Regions from separate parts of the Homo sapiens genome. Here region 2 is linked to region 1. Evidence: chromatin contacts called from ENCODE Hi-C data. All regions are on one chromosome and are shown on one strand. The core of a region is the stretch at or near the end of the contact, and the rest is flanking DNA. Distances in the headings are between cores, read along the strand shown. Region 1 has its middle 47 kb from the start of TMEM106B. Region 2 overlaps LOC105375158 (a long non-coding RNA gene).

Evidence for each region. Hi-C counts contacts between places; a loop is a spot of excess contacts on that map. Pooled maps may share reads with other maps.
Region 2: a pooled map shows a loop between it and region 1 (9-fold over the local background). The contact joins two enhancer-like sites. A Hi-C loop is called at or near these places in 2 of 37 single-sample maps with no recorded cell type and 7 of 50 pooled maps.

What each region holds. Positions count from the first base shown.
Region 1 is chr7:12,254,430-12,261,421 of GRCh38, reverse strand. No RefSeq gene overlaps it. Among named protein-coding and RNA genes, the nearest start is that of TMEM106B, 47 kb to the right of the region's middle. Within about 2 kb of position 3,606, at least 5 of the 41 ENCODE cell types and tissues checked have a DNase peak (open chromatin) inside an H3K27ac peak, as active enhancers do.
Region 2 is chr7:13,054,445-13,061,436 of GRCh38, reverse strand. It overlaps LOC105375158 (a long non-coding RNA gene), which reads right to left. Exons shown (of 3, transcript XR_927044.3): 3 at 1-55. Among named protein-coding and RNA genes, the nearest start is that of ARL4A, 370 kb to the right of the region's middle. RefSeq lists enhancers at 3,447-3,506, 3,637-3,736. Within about 2 kb of position 3,781, at least 3 of the 41 ENCODE cell types and tissues checked have a DNase peak (open chromatin) inside an H3K27ac peak, as active enhancers do.

The sequences.
Region 1 (6,992 bases), core at 2,357-4,856:
AGAGATACTTCAGGAAAGAGCCCCACAGAGCTGGGAAGTGGGCTTGGGGCTTTTGGAACAGCCATCCAGAGTCCCAGGTACCCATGTCATGGTCTACAAGGTGGAGCACAGGCTCTGAGTGGCCACATGTCCTTGGCCCTGTGGGGAGTATGTGGTGAAAGGCAGCTTTAGCAGCTGCTGAGGCACAGCCCCTTCTGGTCCAGGTCTGAGTTCTATTGATAACAATGCTACCGGAGGGACAAAATTTAGGGTGTTTGACACGTAAAATACAATTAACTGTGCATGAAAGTTCTGGACCTTGACCCAGAATACTGAGAATAATATTCAGTAAATGGAAAATATGATCTTGGTACTGGAGGCATGTGACTCTGCTGCTTATTGCCAATCTTGTCTGCTCCTAGGAAGAATGGGAAGCATGTGGATTTAGTATTGATGTCTTCCCACCTCCCAACATCCCCTGTCCTGTCTCAGGAAGTGAAATCTGCTCAAACCTTGGTACAGAATTGTCACACCCAGAATTACTCTCCTCATGAAGAGATGACTGATTATTTTTTCTCTCCTCTCACCCTTACAAACTCCCTTTGTCTTGAGGAAAATGATGTCAGCTAGGTAGAAGAAAAAAGGCAAGGGTGAGAAGAGCAGTCTCCTCAGTAGAATTCTTTCAGGGGATTTTCCATTTTAAAGGTTGATATTTTCTGACAAAAATGACTCTTTCATTGATGGAGATCCAGGTATTACACCAAAGTTTGTTGAAGAGATTGCTTGTGTCATTGTATCCTATGCTTAGCTACCTCAGTTGAAATTCAGGACAGTATAACAATTACAGTTGTGTGTTTTGGAAAATATGACAAACATATATAGGGTTGCGAGGATTTATTGTTAAACTAGGACATTAAAGTACTATCATAGCACAGAGATGCTATGGAGGAGAGGATAGAAAGGCAAGATGAAAGATATATAAAAATGTATGAAATTTTTATGAAGTTATAACTTAAACAGTGAAAGAATCATTAAAATTTCTTCAGTGTAAAAAATGCATCTAAAAACTTAGATGTCTCTTCCATAGGAAAAAAAAATAGCAAGTGTTTTTTCAAACTCTTTATAGACATTTATATCTTAAGTGTCTATTCCAGATTCTCATTTGCCTTCTTTACAATCGAGGAATGACTTTTTAGAGGTACAATTAATGACCCCATTCTCTTTCACTAATATAAGAGTATAATTATTTCATTGGAAAGCACTACTATATATTATATTTCTTTCATATCTTTGTTCATGTATTAGTCTCATACAGTGCCTGCCTTATAAGATATTGTAAGAAATTATCAAGATAAATTTAATGCAGAAATAACAATGGTATATAATGTCCCTACTTATTCATTTATGCTTACATAACATTGGAGGTGCTCAAAAGGTTCCACGAGTATTGAGTCATTAAAGCTTAGTACCCCTGTGAGGTATGCTTGGTTATTATCATTATAGTTTATTAGACAGATCAAGCTTCCCCTGGAGTCCTGAAAGCTCTTACAGAAAGTGTTGGCTTTTTAATATTCTGCATCTGAGAATTACAACTCAGGTTTATGAAATTAACTCATTTTTCTTAGGATTGTCTCTTTCTTTTGAGTTATATGGTTTCACCTTCTTGTAGCATAGCAGAAACAGTGCACACCCAGCTTTTAGAAAACCTGTAGTTGAAAGGCTATTTCATCTCCTTCCAGAGATACAAAGAAGAGGCAAAATATTTGAGGGATTATAAGTAACCAGTGGGTGACATGAAAATTATTGATATATTTGCTAATATTTATTGAAAAATATACAATGTGCCAAGATTGTGCTAAATCCATTCCAGAGACCAGAGGCTTTGAAAGTCTGCATATTTTGCAAGTGCACAGCTCCATAAGTGGAAGAGCTAGTCCGGAACTCTAGCCTTTTGACTTCTAGCCCGATGCCATAGCCTCCATCCCTGAATTTCCCCAAATTTGATATGCTTGCTACCAGTGAGATAGAACTTGATTTTTCTCTGTACACAAGTATACTTTACTAGTTATATATTTCACTGCATTTTAAAATAATATTATTTCCCCACTAAACTGTGGTATGATAGATATCATTCCCTAGGAGAAAGCTAAATCAGGTAGAATTTGGGTTTAGGAAGTAAGTAGAAATGACAAAAATCACAAAGGTGGAACATTAAACTTTAAAGTCTGGAAGACCTACTATGTATCATATCACAGACTGAAGTGTATGAGGTAGTATGAAGTGAGTGTGGTTTGAATAACAAGAAGAAAGAAATAGGCTTTTAGCTCTAGCTCTAGTTTCTGTTTATTTTTGAGGAGATGAAACTGTTGAAAAATGTTTTCTTGCTTTTGCTTCTGGATATGTAAAAACTATTAAGGAAAAAAAACTTTAAAATAAGCAGCTTATCCATCATGGGGCCTTTAGATTCAAACTGATTGGTTCTGAAACCATAGTACATCCACTTACTAGTTGTGTGACCTTAGGAAAGTTAATTAACCTCTCTGAACTTCAGATTCTTTATTTATGAATGGTGATGAATGGTGTGAATGGTGATGTTATTTGTGAATGAACAGACACAATGTCTACAGAGTGCTTAACTTGTATTAGAAGGCATTCAGCAAAAGGTATCTACTGTTGTCATTTCTAGCACATTATTACCTCTTCTCTTTGAAACTTGCATCTTTGAAAGTATCATCAGTTACATCAGTCACTATAACTGTTAGCCCCTGACTCACTGTCATTCTCTTCTTTATTTCAGGTTTTGATGAGAACATGAATAGTCCTTTTAAATGTGGGCGCCTCTGTTTCTTGAACTCCCCTCTTCCCCAAAGCTTGTCTTCCACCCTAATTCAACCACTCAGTCTCATGGTCACATCCTAGACCTTGACATTGTCAGTACCTGGTATCCTCCCCAACTATAATCTCATTATCTAGTCTCCTCATCACAAAAATTTCAACATCACCTTTTTCACGAATCTGTTTTTACTGACCCTTACCTTCTTGTTGTTCCGTCTCCTTCGTTACTAGTCTGCTCAAGCTGCCATAACGAAGTGTGGTGGCTTAAATAACAGAAATGTATTTTCTCATGGTCCCAGTGGCTGGGAAGTCCAAGATCAAGAGTGCCAGCCAATTCAGGTTTTGGTGACAGCTGTCTCTTGGATTGCAGGCAGCTGCCTTCTTGCTGTGTCCTCATGTGATCTTTCCTCAGTGCAAAGATCTTTTCTGGGTGCACTGATATTTTTTTTTTTTTTTTTTGTTTTTTTTTTTTTTTTGGGTAAAGAGAGGAGAGGTCTCTCTCATACTCTATTTATAAGGCCACTAATCTCATCATGAGGGACCCACTTACATGACCCCATCTAGCTCTAATTATCTCCCTTAGGCCTTACCTCTAAATTCCATTGCACTGGGGGTTAGAGCTTCAACAAATGAGTTGCGGCAGGATATATTCACTCTGTAACACTTCTCCCTCCTAACCCAGCTTAAATTTACCAATTATAACCTCTCCAGTGCACACACCCTTGACTCATATCTCTCTTCCTTCATCATTTTCACTTTCACTTCCAGCCACATTTGGCCTCATTTAAGCCCAGAGTAGTTGGAACAAAACACACAAATATTCTGATTAGTTTCACTTTCAGTTAACAGCAATGAACTCCAGTAGATGTTTAATGCTGTTACGCACTCAGTACTTTCCTGATTCACTCAACTTTCTCATTTCTCATAGAACTTTGCTACTCCATGTGTAGCCCATGGGCCAACACTATTGATATTACCTAGATATTCTGAGAAATACAGATCTCAGACCCCATCCTAGACCTACTGAATACGAACCTGAGTTTTATCAAGATACTAGGAGATTCTTCTGCATAGTGTATTTAAGTTTGGGAAGCATCCCCTTAAAAGACTCTCTTCTCACACCTCCAAATCTCCTCTATCATCACTCTTAGCCAATGGCCTTGCTTCCTATATTTCTTAAAAACTGTAGCAATACATAAGTGGCATAGTCTTCCACCACGACTTGTACTCACTTACCACCATTCCCACTCACAACTTTTGCCTTCCCACTTGGGCCTATAAATGAGCCATCCATGTTCCCATTTGAAGTGATTGCTCCTCTGGGCTCTATATCACATCCCTCCCAGTTGGTCTAGGCTCTGCGTTAGCAATATTTCCTTCTCTTCCTTGATCATACCTACGGTCATGCAACAATGCTTTTATTTTTTCTTTTAAAATACCTTCTAATCCCATTTCCTCTGTTGCTTTCTCCTTTTATTTATCACTTTTGCAACAAAATTATTTAAATGACTTGTGTAGATCCTCTTCTGCAAATCCTTTCTTCCCATTCTCTGTTAAACCTACTTCAAATGTGTTTTGGCTCCTTTCATGTCTCCTTTTTTCGTCAATAGTTATTAAAAACTGTTCTTTTCAAAGCAAGCAATGATCTTCACATTACTAGATCCAGTGGTTGGTTCTCAGTATTCATTATACTTGATACCATCAACTACATTAGAATAAGCTGATCACTTCCTCCTCTTTAACATGCTGCCAGTATCAGATATATATTGAGCACATGTGTATTTTAAAAATTATTAATCTTCTTTGAAAGAAAATTTAGGATTCTGTCAGATTCAGCTGCATATAACAGAAATGTCAAACATAATATTTGCTTAAATGTGATAGAAGTTTCTCTTTCTTAAAAAATGTCTGAAGCTAAGAAATCTAAAACCAGTAGAGAGGCTTCACTGTGTCACAAAGACTGGGAATTCTATCATGTGCTTCATCACTTTCAGTGTTGTTTCCAAGTTTATAATTACTTCATAGTCTGAAAAACCTGTTAGAGATCCCATCATTAAGTCTGGGTTCGAGGCAACAGAGAAGATGATTGACATAAGAGCAGGCCCTTTTTCTTTCATCACTACTCATGAGTCTCATATTATGCTTCCGCCTGCATATTATTGACCTAGATTTAATCATATGCCATATCTAGCCACAAGATGAGCTACTAAAGGTAATCTTTGATTGGCAATAGGCCCACCTAAAACACAGGGTTCTAAGAAAGAAAAGGAGAATAGATGTTGTGAGACAACTAGAAGTTTCCATCCAAGGAAGTCATGACATTATCTTCATGAGAAAATGTGCTATTAGAATCATAAGAGAGTCCCAAATAGATGACTAACACATAAAGAAGCCATCACACGAAGGGCAGCTGATTTGTTAGTCATATAGCTGCTTTGTTCTTTGAGATCACATAAATCCAAACACTATATTTACCTTTAAAGTGTCAGTACAATTCACCTACATTACATTGTTTGTATATAATTCACAAATGATATATTTGTTTAAATGAGCATACTTCATGTAAAGATTAACAAAGCAATATCAACTTGATTTCCATAATCGTCAATCATCTAGCCAATATATGTAAGACTCTTATTCCATAAAAATCATTTGCTACTATGGAGAATAAAACATTAAACTGTCTTCATATTAAAAATAGATATCATAATAGGAATGTTGTATTGTTATATTGCATTGAGTAAAAGAAAACTGTTTGTGGAACCTAACCTTTAAATGACTTATTAAATATCTCTATGCAAAACAAACATAGACTGCTTACATGATAAATATAGAAGTGAACATCACCAAGGCCTAAGCTGACACTAGGGTTAAGTTTTGAATTCAAAGATTGAAATTTTGATTTAAACTCAGATGAGATTTTATACCTGAAAAGATTGTTTTTAAAAATGAAAGGGCTTTTCACTTACTGATTTTTCAGTTTTAAAGAATACAACTCTTTGTCACATACGTTGCTAGTATTTTTTTCTCAGTTATTATTGCTACTTGCTGTGATTTCACTTATGATACAGGTGAAATAACATGTGCAAGCAATAGAAACAAAGTACAAAGCAAAAAGCAAGGATGGGGGTGGTAAGTATAGGCACAGCTGACTTCTGATAAGGCTGAAACTAGAGAAGTGAACATTACCAGGACTACTTTTCCCCATATAACTCATACTAAAATGAAGCCTTTCAAGCATGTGTATTTTCTCTTAAGGCATAGCACAGTCTCGTACTTAGGAACACTAGAGAGCACTTGAGCATCATGCCTAGGGGGCATTTTTTAAATTATACTTTAAGTTCTAGGATACATGTGCAGAACGTGCAGGTTTGTTACATAGGTGTATATGTGTCATGGTGGTTTGCTGCACTCATCAACCTGTCATCTACATTAGGTATTTCTACTAATGCTATCCCTCCCCTAGCCCCCCACCCCCAACAGGCCCCAGTGTGTGGTGTTCCCCTCCCTGTGTCCATGTGTTCTCATTTTTCAGCTCCCACTTATGAGTGAGAACATGTGCTGTTTGGTTTTCTGTTCCTGTGTTAGTTTGCTGAGAATGATGGTTTCCAGCCTCATCCATGTCCCTGCAAAGGACATGAACTCATTCTTTTTTATGGCTGCATAGTATTCCATGGTGTATATGTGCCACATTTTCTTTATCCAGTCTATCATTGATGGGCATTAGGGTTTGTTCCAAGTCTTTCCTATTGTGAATAGTGCTTCAGTAAACATACGTGTGCATGTATTTTTATAGTAAAATGATTTATAATCCTTTGGGTATACACCCAGTAATGGGATTGCTGGGTCAAATGGTATTTCTCTGGTTCTAGATCCTTGAGGAATCACCACACTGTCTTCCACGATGGTTGAACTAATTTACACTCCCACCAACAGTGTAAAAGCATTCCTGTTTCTCCGCATCCTCTCCAGCATCTGTTGTTTCCTGATTTTTTTAATGATCGCCATTCTAACTGGTGTGAGATGGTATCTCTTGTGGTTTTGACTTGCATTTCTCTAATGACCAGTGATGATGGGATTTTTTTCATATGTTTGTTGGCCGCATAAATGTCTTCTTTTGAGAAGTGTCTGTTCATATCCTTTGTCCCCTTTTTGATGTTTTTTTTTTCTTGCAAATT
Region 2 (6,992 bases), core at 2,532-5,031, 800 kb before region 1:
TGTATTTCTCTTTCATAATCTTCGACATTTCTGAAAATGGATATGGCTCTTTTGCCTAAACATAAGAATGCATAGAGAGTAAACAGAATTACAAAACCTCCAAGTTGAAAGTGACCTTTCAGGTAATTCAAGAACATGACTAATATTTCAATTTCCACCAAAACAATCCTTAGAGTAGTTGTTCAAGTCTATATTTGAATGCCTTTAATGGAGAAACTACTTCTATCTTTTAATCTTTTTTCATAAGACATACAGATTTTTTTTTTCTAAATTGTCTTCAGGCGAAAACAAGACTTTTAATCCCACTGTACTTACACGAGTGTTATCATGAAGCTCTGCGAATGCTGGCATCTGCACACTTAGCATATGCCTTCAATAAAGACTTTGACATTAAGAAGAGGCTCACACACACATATCTGGTTTTATTTTTACTTTCAAAGTCATTTCTTAAAAAGTATAGTAACCTATACTTAGGGCAACTGCATATCTCAGTTTGCCCCAGACAAGAACAAGTTACGCCTTTTTTTTCCCATCAGAGTAATTATCACCAGTGTCGCTTCACTTTCAAAATGGTCTCACTTAGACAACACATTAGATAGGCTCACCATACATATAAGGTTATTTATTCTCCCCAGCCTAGTCTGTCGGCACTCTTTATAATAAATAAGAACTCAGTGGCTCGTCCTTTTAAATTTCAGAAGTATTGACATCCATTATGATTTCCACTCATATGTTTTTCTCCTAATTCTCTAAACCAATGTCTATATAATTACATCTAAAATCTAGCAAACTTCTGCTTCAACAATATGGTAGATTAGATATTCTGCACAACCCTCCAATGAAACAATAATGCAGTATAAAATATATATTTAAAAAGTCATTCTAAATGCAACACTGAACTGACATCAAAGTATGAAAAACACAGAGCTTCAAAATGAAGTACAACCCAGAACGCTGAGATGTAACCTAGTGTCAAATACTCTTTCACCCTTAAAGTTTCTGCTAGACCCTGCCAAGTGGATTTTGGTAACTTACAGAAGGTAAAGCCCTGGACCTGCAAAATGCTGACACATCAGTGATCTAAGAAACAAACACTGGGTATTCAAGTTACTATTATTTCAACTTTTCTCTAGGTTGAAACATTAAAAAAAACTAAAAAGTTGTAGAGAAAAGTTCACACACAGGCAGACTGGATATTAAGGTGATAGTTACTTTTGGGAAGAAGTGAAGAAATGGGCACCGGGAGGTTCCTGACAAAGTCCCATTATTTTACTTGAATGATTAGTGTCTTTAGCTTTTAATAATTCATAAGGTCAATTTTTGACTTAACACACTTTTCTACAGGTAACTTATATTTCCATAAACATTTTTCAATGTCAAAAATATTGAAATAACGTGGCCTTTATTTGATAGTTTTCCCCAGTCTCTGACACAATTTCTTTTCTGGAGAAACTATCTATAAATCAAGTCTTAAAGAATCTTCACACATAAGTTCTCAAGGAAAATGAGAACTCAGAGTCTTGAAAATTTACAAACACAGCAGGAAACTAAGCACCATAAGAAAAAAACAACTAAAACAAAAAGCCAATGATACAGACTCTCACAATTTAGACATAAATTGTTAGACATAGATTATAGGTATGATTTATATATCTGAAGAAATAAAAGATAAGCTTGAAAATATAATCAGCAAAAGGGGAGAGTTAAAAAATAAATTACATATTATATGTAATATAATATGTATATTATATATTATAAATTATATATTACACTTAAAATAGCATATATATTTGTACACATGATAAATATAAAGACTCAAATAAAGATTTTAAAAGATGTTTATTCCAGCTTTTTAAAAAAACTGAATTACTAGAAACTAAAGAAACTAAATTGCTATAGTTATTGGAATTAACATTAATATGCTAGAAGATTATTTCTAGGAGGTTAGTCTGAAAGATGAAGGGAAGAGGACTTTTACCTATTTCCATATTACAAACTAAAAACAATTACATAATGCAGAACAATTTTAGCTTCCATTTTGTGTGCCTCTTACTTCTTGAATATATTCTCTTAAGAAGTGAAATCTAGAAAAAAATTATCAAATTGTAGAAAGTCCAGGAGGATCTGGCCTAAGAAAATATCACTGGACTTGGTGATTCACTGGACAAATGGAAGAAATAAAATTGCAGTGTTAGAATATGCTGAGAGGAGGTGGAAGTAGCATGTAGAGGCCATTCATGTATGAATAACTATTCATGAAAGGATAACTTGATGATTGATAAAGACAATAAAACCAAGTGACCTTTTAAGAGGCTGGTATATTTCAAAATTGAAGGAAGAATCCTAGACGGGAGATTTTTGAGGATTATGAAAAGAAAAGGAAAGACTGACAAGAAAGTAATGGATGAGAAGAATATAAAAATATGGCAAGACAAAGCTTGGAAATAAGGGTGAAGAAAACTTTCTCTAAAATGAAAGGAAAGAAAAAGATAATGGAAGAAAGATATGAAAGTAGAAATAAACAGAACTAAATGAGGTGTAGTTTAAGGTTTGTGGCCTCAATCTTCTCATTATGTAGATAAACAGGAAAGTCATTCTGGGAAAAAGCAGAAACTACGGTTTGATGGAGCCAATTTTTTCTTGGTAAGTAGGTAATGGTGATCCCAGGCACTGACGTAAGTGATCAATGCCCTGTGAGGCTGTTCTAGGCTCAGAAGAAACATATCCTTAAATGATTAGCTCTGTATAATCATTAGACTGCACACTTACAATATCTATATTGAATTTTCTGTTTTTCCTTATCACCAGGCAAGGAAACAAATCATCTGTTTTTTTGTTTGTTTGTTTGTTTTGAGGTGGAGTCTCGCTCTGTCGCCCAGGTTGGAGTGCAGTGGCGCAATCTTGGCTCACTGTAACCTCTGCCTCCTGGGTTCAAGCAATTCTTGCGCCTCAGCCTCCCAAGTAGCTGGGACTACAGGCACGCGCCACCACACCCAGCTAATTTTTGTATTTTTAGTAGAGACTGGGTTTCACCATATTGGCCAGGCTGGTCTCAAACTCCTTACCGCGTGATCTGCCCCCCTCGGCCTCCCAAAGTGCTGGGATTACAGGCGTGAGCCACCACAGCTGGCCCACATCATTTGTTTTACGAAGGCAAATTAATGAGATAATAAACAAGATAGACAAATAACACTGCCAAGTTCTTTTAAAGATAAAGTAAGTACCGCCATGGCGAATGAGACAAGTTATTGTGCGAGTGGAGAACAGAGAGCACATGGGGGGAGAAAGAAAGATGAGAATTAAAGAGAAGCAAGAAGGTCAGAGACAAAGACATGAAGAGAAGCAGAAGGAGAGGGAAATAGAAAAGTGGAAACTGTTGACTAGAAGACCCACATGAGGAGAAGCAGAAAGAAGGAGGAGGAACAACAGAGAAAGAAAAAGAAGAAAACTGCAATGAGTAAAACCAGGGAGCACAAATTGATAGGGAAACAGTAACAGCTGAGCAAAGTGAAAGAGAAAGGACAAAAAAGGAAATGAGTTGATATTTATAGAATGCTTACATTTTGCCTTAACTTTCATAAAAAAATCTATGAGGTAGGTGCTATGATGTCTGCATTTTATAAAGTTCTCATGCACGGAGAGAAGAATTCACTTTCTAAGTTTACAAACCATTATAGAATATGTAAATTTAGGTCGTTGGATTTCTGTGTTTTTAACCAATAATGTCATACTACAAGAAGCAAGGGGATGAAGAAAAAGGAAGTGAGACAAAATATGACTTTTGTTGTTTTCTTGGACTGGAAGCAGTTTGCCTCTGCACAAACTCCTGCCCTTTTCACATCTCATAAGCCTGTCCATCTTTCCACGCTCGTCAGTTCTTCCTTTTCAGTGACTAACAAACTTTTATCTATAAGCGGAAGATCAAATCCTGTCCAAAAACCAGACCAGGAAACTCCCTGGAAATGAAGACAATAACCAAGTTAGTTTCTTGGAAGCTAATGATAATTGTCCTTCTTGGTTCTAACGAACCTCACTTTCGTTTAATCAAGCCCTGTTCAGGTTTAACTGGGAAAGATTTCATGACTGCTAAGGCCAGTGCAAATTTTGATGTCTAATTTCCACATTATATTTATGTTTACTAAACTGACAAGCAAATAACCTAACAGGTTCAAGTCTTTATGAATAATAAAGGATGCATTAAAATCTTAGGTATCATTTTGGAGGAAACTGATAAAATAGTTGAAGCAACGCTTATATGACCACAATGGTTATGACATTAAGGATTTTATAAAATAGGCTTTTTTTCCCTCAGAAGAAAGAATAATTTGGAAAAGACTGAAAATAGCCTGCTAGCAGATTCTAACAATCTCAATCCCAGTAAAGCAGAGATTTGGTTATAGAAACAAGATGAAACTGCTTGACCACATTCTCTGCTACTGTTGCACTGGGATTACCTGATTATTGAGCAGGGTTTGATCACTACTTCTCACTGACAGCTTCCCAAAATTAACATGAAAGAAACAATGACCTGATATTCTAGCTAAACTGTATCTTAGCTGTAATATAAACTTCTTTTATTTATTATCTCGATTAGAGTTTGAATATATTATCAATTATAGGTCCTTTGCTTTTCTTGTTGGTCTCTCTCTCTCTCTTTAATATACACACAAACACACACACATTATTCTTCACACATTAGCCTAGACATCAGCAGATTTGATGGGTGCTTTCAATGTTTTGTTTCAAATTATTATTCTAGATAATTCCAGTTTACAAAGAGAACTGAAAATACAGACTAACTGAAAATCCCTTGGACGACCAAATTAATATACATATATATTGCAAAAGCCAGTTTCAGCCTTCCCACTCAAGGTTAGGTATCTGGGATTATTTATTGCATTTAGTATCAGATTATTATATTGATTAGACCTACGGAGTTTAGTATTTTGCCTACTCAACAGCATCTCAATAAACAGCCTATCTTCTAAATAATATCCAGGATCTATGTTGTGTAAGGAAAAATGAAAACGAAAAAACACTCCTATCAAAATGAACCTAAATATAGGAAATTGTTGGACTGACACAGTTATGTACTGTATGGGTTAGCTGCCTCTTGATTCTCAGCTTTATTTCTATCCTATGCTTCCTGTGTAACTCAGGAGGCTAGAAAGGTACACACTACATTTCCCATTTGCTGGGAAACTCTTGGTTAGTTTCTACAAGTGGTCGCTCTGACAGGAAGTAGGAAGACAGACAGAAGCAAGATTTTTGTTCTGCTTTTCATAGCCTTGCAGCACAAGCAACAGCAATAACAGATGGCTGTGGACTACTGTGGGCAAATGTGGGTCTAGTAACAACTGCAAGTGACTGTTGGCTTTAGAATTTTTGCTGATTAGCTGCATCAGGAGGCTAAGATTTTATTTAGTAGCATCAATAAGGTTCCAGCAGCAACACTAAAAACAACAGTCATACTGCTTGCTAGCAGATTAGCACACAGTGAGTTTGTAAGTTCCAGCCTACTGGTTCTCTCCCGCCTAAAATTAGGCTTGGTTCTAGGGATCAGAACAGGGCTCTATGGAAATTTAATAGCCCCTATCATAGGTAGAGAAAACTAGATATGGCTTAACATTCACAAGTATTTGTTAATATGTTTTTCTACACAATGGTAATCCAGCTCTTTCATAGCTGACTTGGGGTAAGAGTGTAGCAGACGATGATGATACCTGAGATCATGATTATGGATCAGGAAGGTGGAAAAGGAATAGCCTCAGGAAGCAGCAGGCATAAACGAGATAGAATAGGAAGCAGAAACCTGAAGCAACACCGAAGAAGGAAAAGAACAACTAATTGGAGTTTTGCATAATAAGTTGGAAACTATCTAGAGGATCGTATTTTTATATAAATCAAGCATTTGTTCACAACCCTAGAGAATGCCAGCTCCATTGCACTTTTTATAACATTGATACATACTTCTATTTATAGTCTGTTTTTCTTATAGTCTGTTTTTCCTGTTTGTTTGCTTTTTTTTTTTCAAAGTAGGCGGAGGTAATAGCCATTTGGCTGGCAGTGCAACTACCCAAATTGCTACTCTCAAAAGGAGAAAAGGTAGTTAAACACAGATGTAGGGTACTGTGTCATGGTAATGAACGTAGAGCAACACTATATTTAATATTGGCCTTGCTCTGAAAGTAGGAGTTATATATAAACACTAGAGAAGAATAACGTGAAAAAATGCAATTCTACCTCTATAATGTCAGTATCCTTTAAAGTGTACCAGTTTTCCTATCATGAGAATATCTGGCAACATAAGGAAGACATTATCGGAGGATCACACTGAAAAATGAATTCCATTCACACATCATACTTCATGCTTCCTCTCTGTTGTAAATATCAGTAGTTTACTCCTATTTATTTTGAATACAATTCCACTGATGAATATACCACAATTTTTCAAGGTCACCTATTGAGGTACTTTTGGGTTATTTCCAGGTTTCAGCTATTATGAATATGACTTCTGTGAACATCCATTATTAAGCATCTGTGTACTTATAAGTTTTTATTATTTTGGGGTAAATACTAAAGGTAGAATTGCTGAGTCCTAAGATAATTATATGTGGATTTTTGCAAGACCTAGTAAGGCAGCTTTAGGCAACTATTACAGTCAGGAAACTATTATCCTGGTTTGGATAACTGTACTGAAGCTATGTACAATGTGAGCATTTGGGAAAGAAGGAGGTAACGGAACCAGGAACACTTTACTCCTGTTCCTTTTTTTGTTTTCTATTATTTAAAATTGAAAGATTTGAATAGTGTAGTGGGCAGGTGGGTAAATTTTCCTTAAAATCAAGATAAGTTTTGTAGCTTCTCTTACCTTTAAACAACAACTACAACAGAAGCAACACCCAGATCACAAATCATAGATAACTTAGTGATAATATCACTTGCGAATACCAGGATGGTGCATTTTAACTTCTTTAACACATTTTCTCATT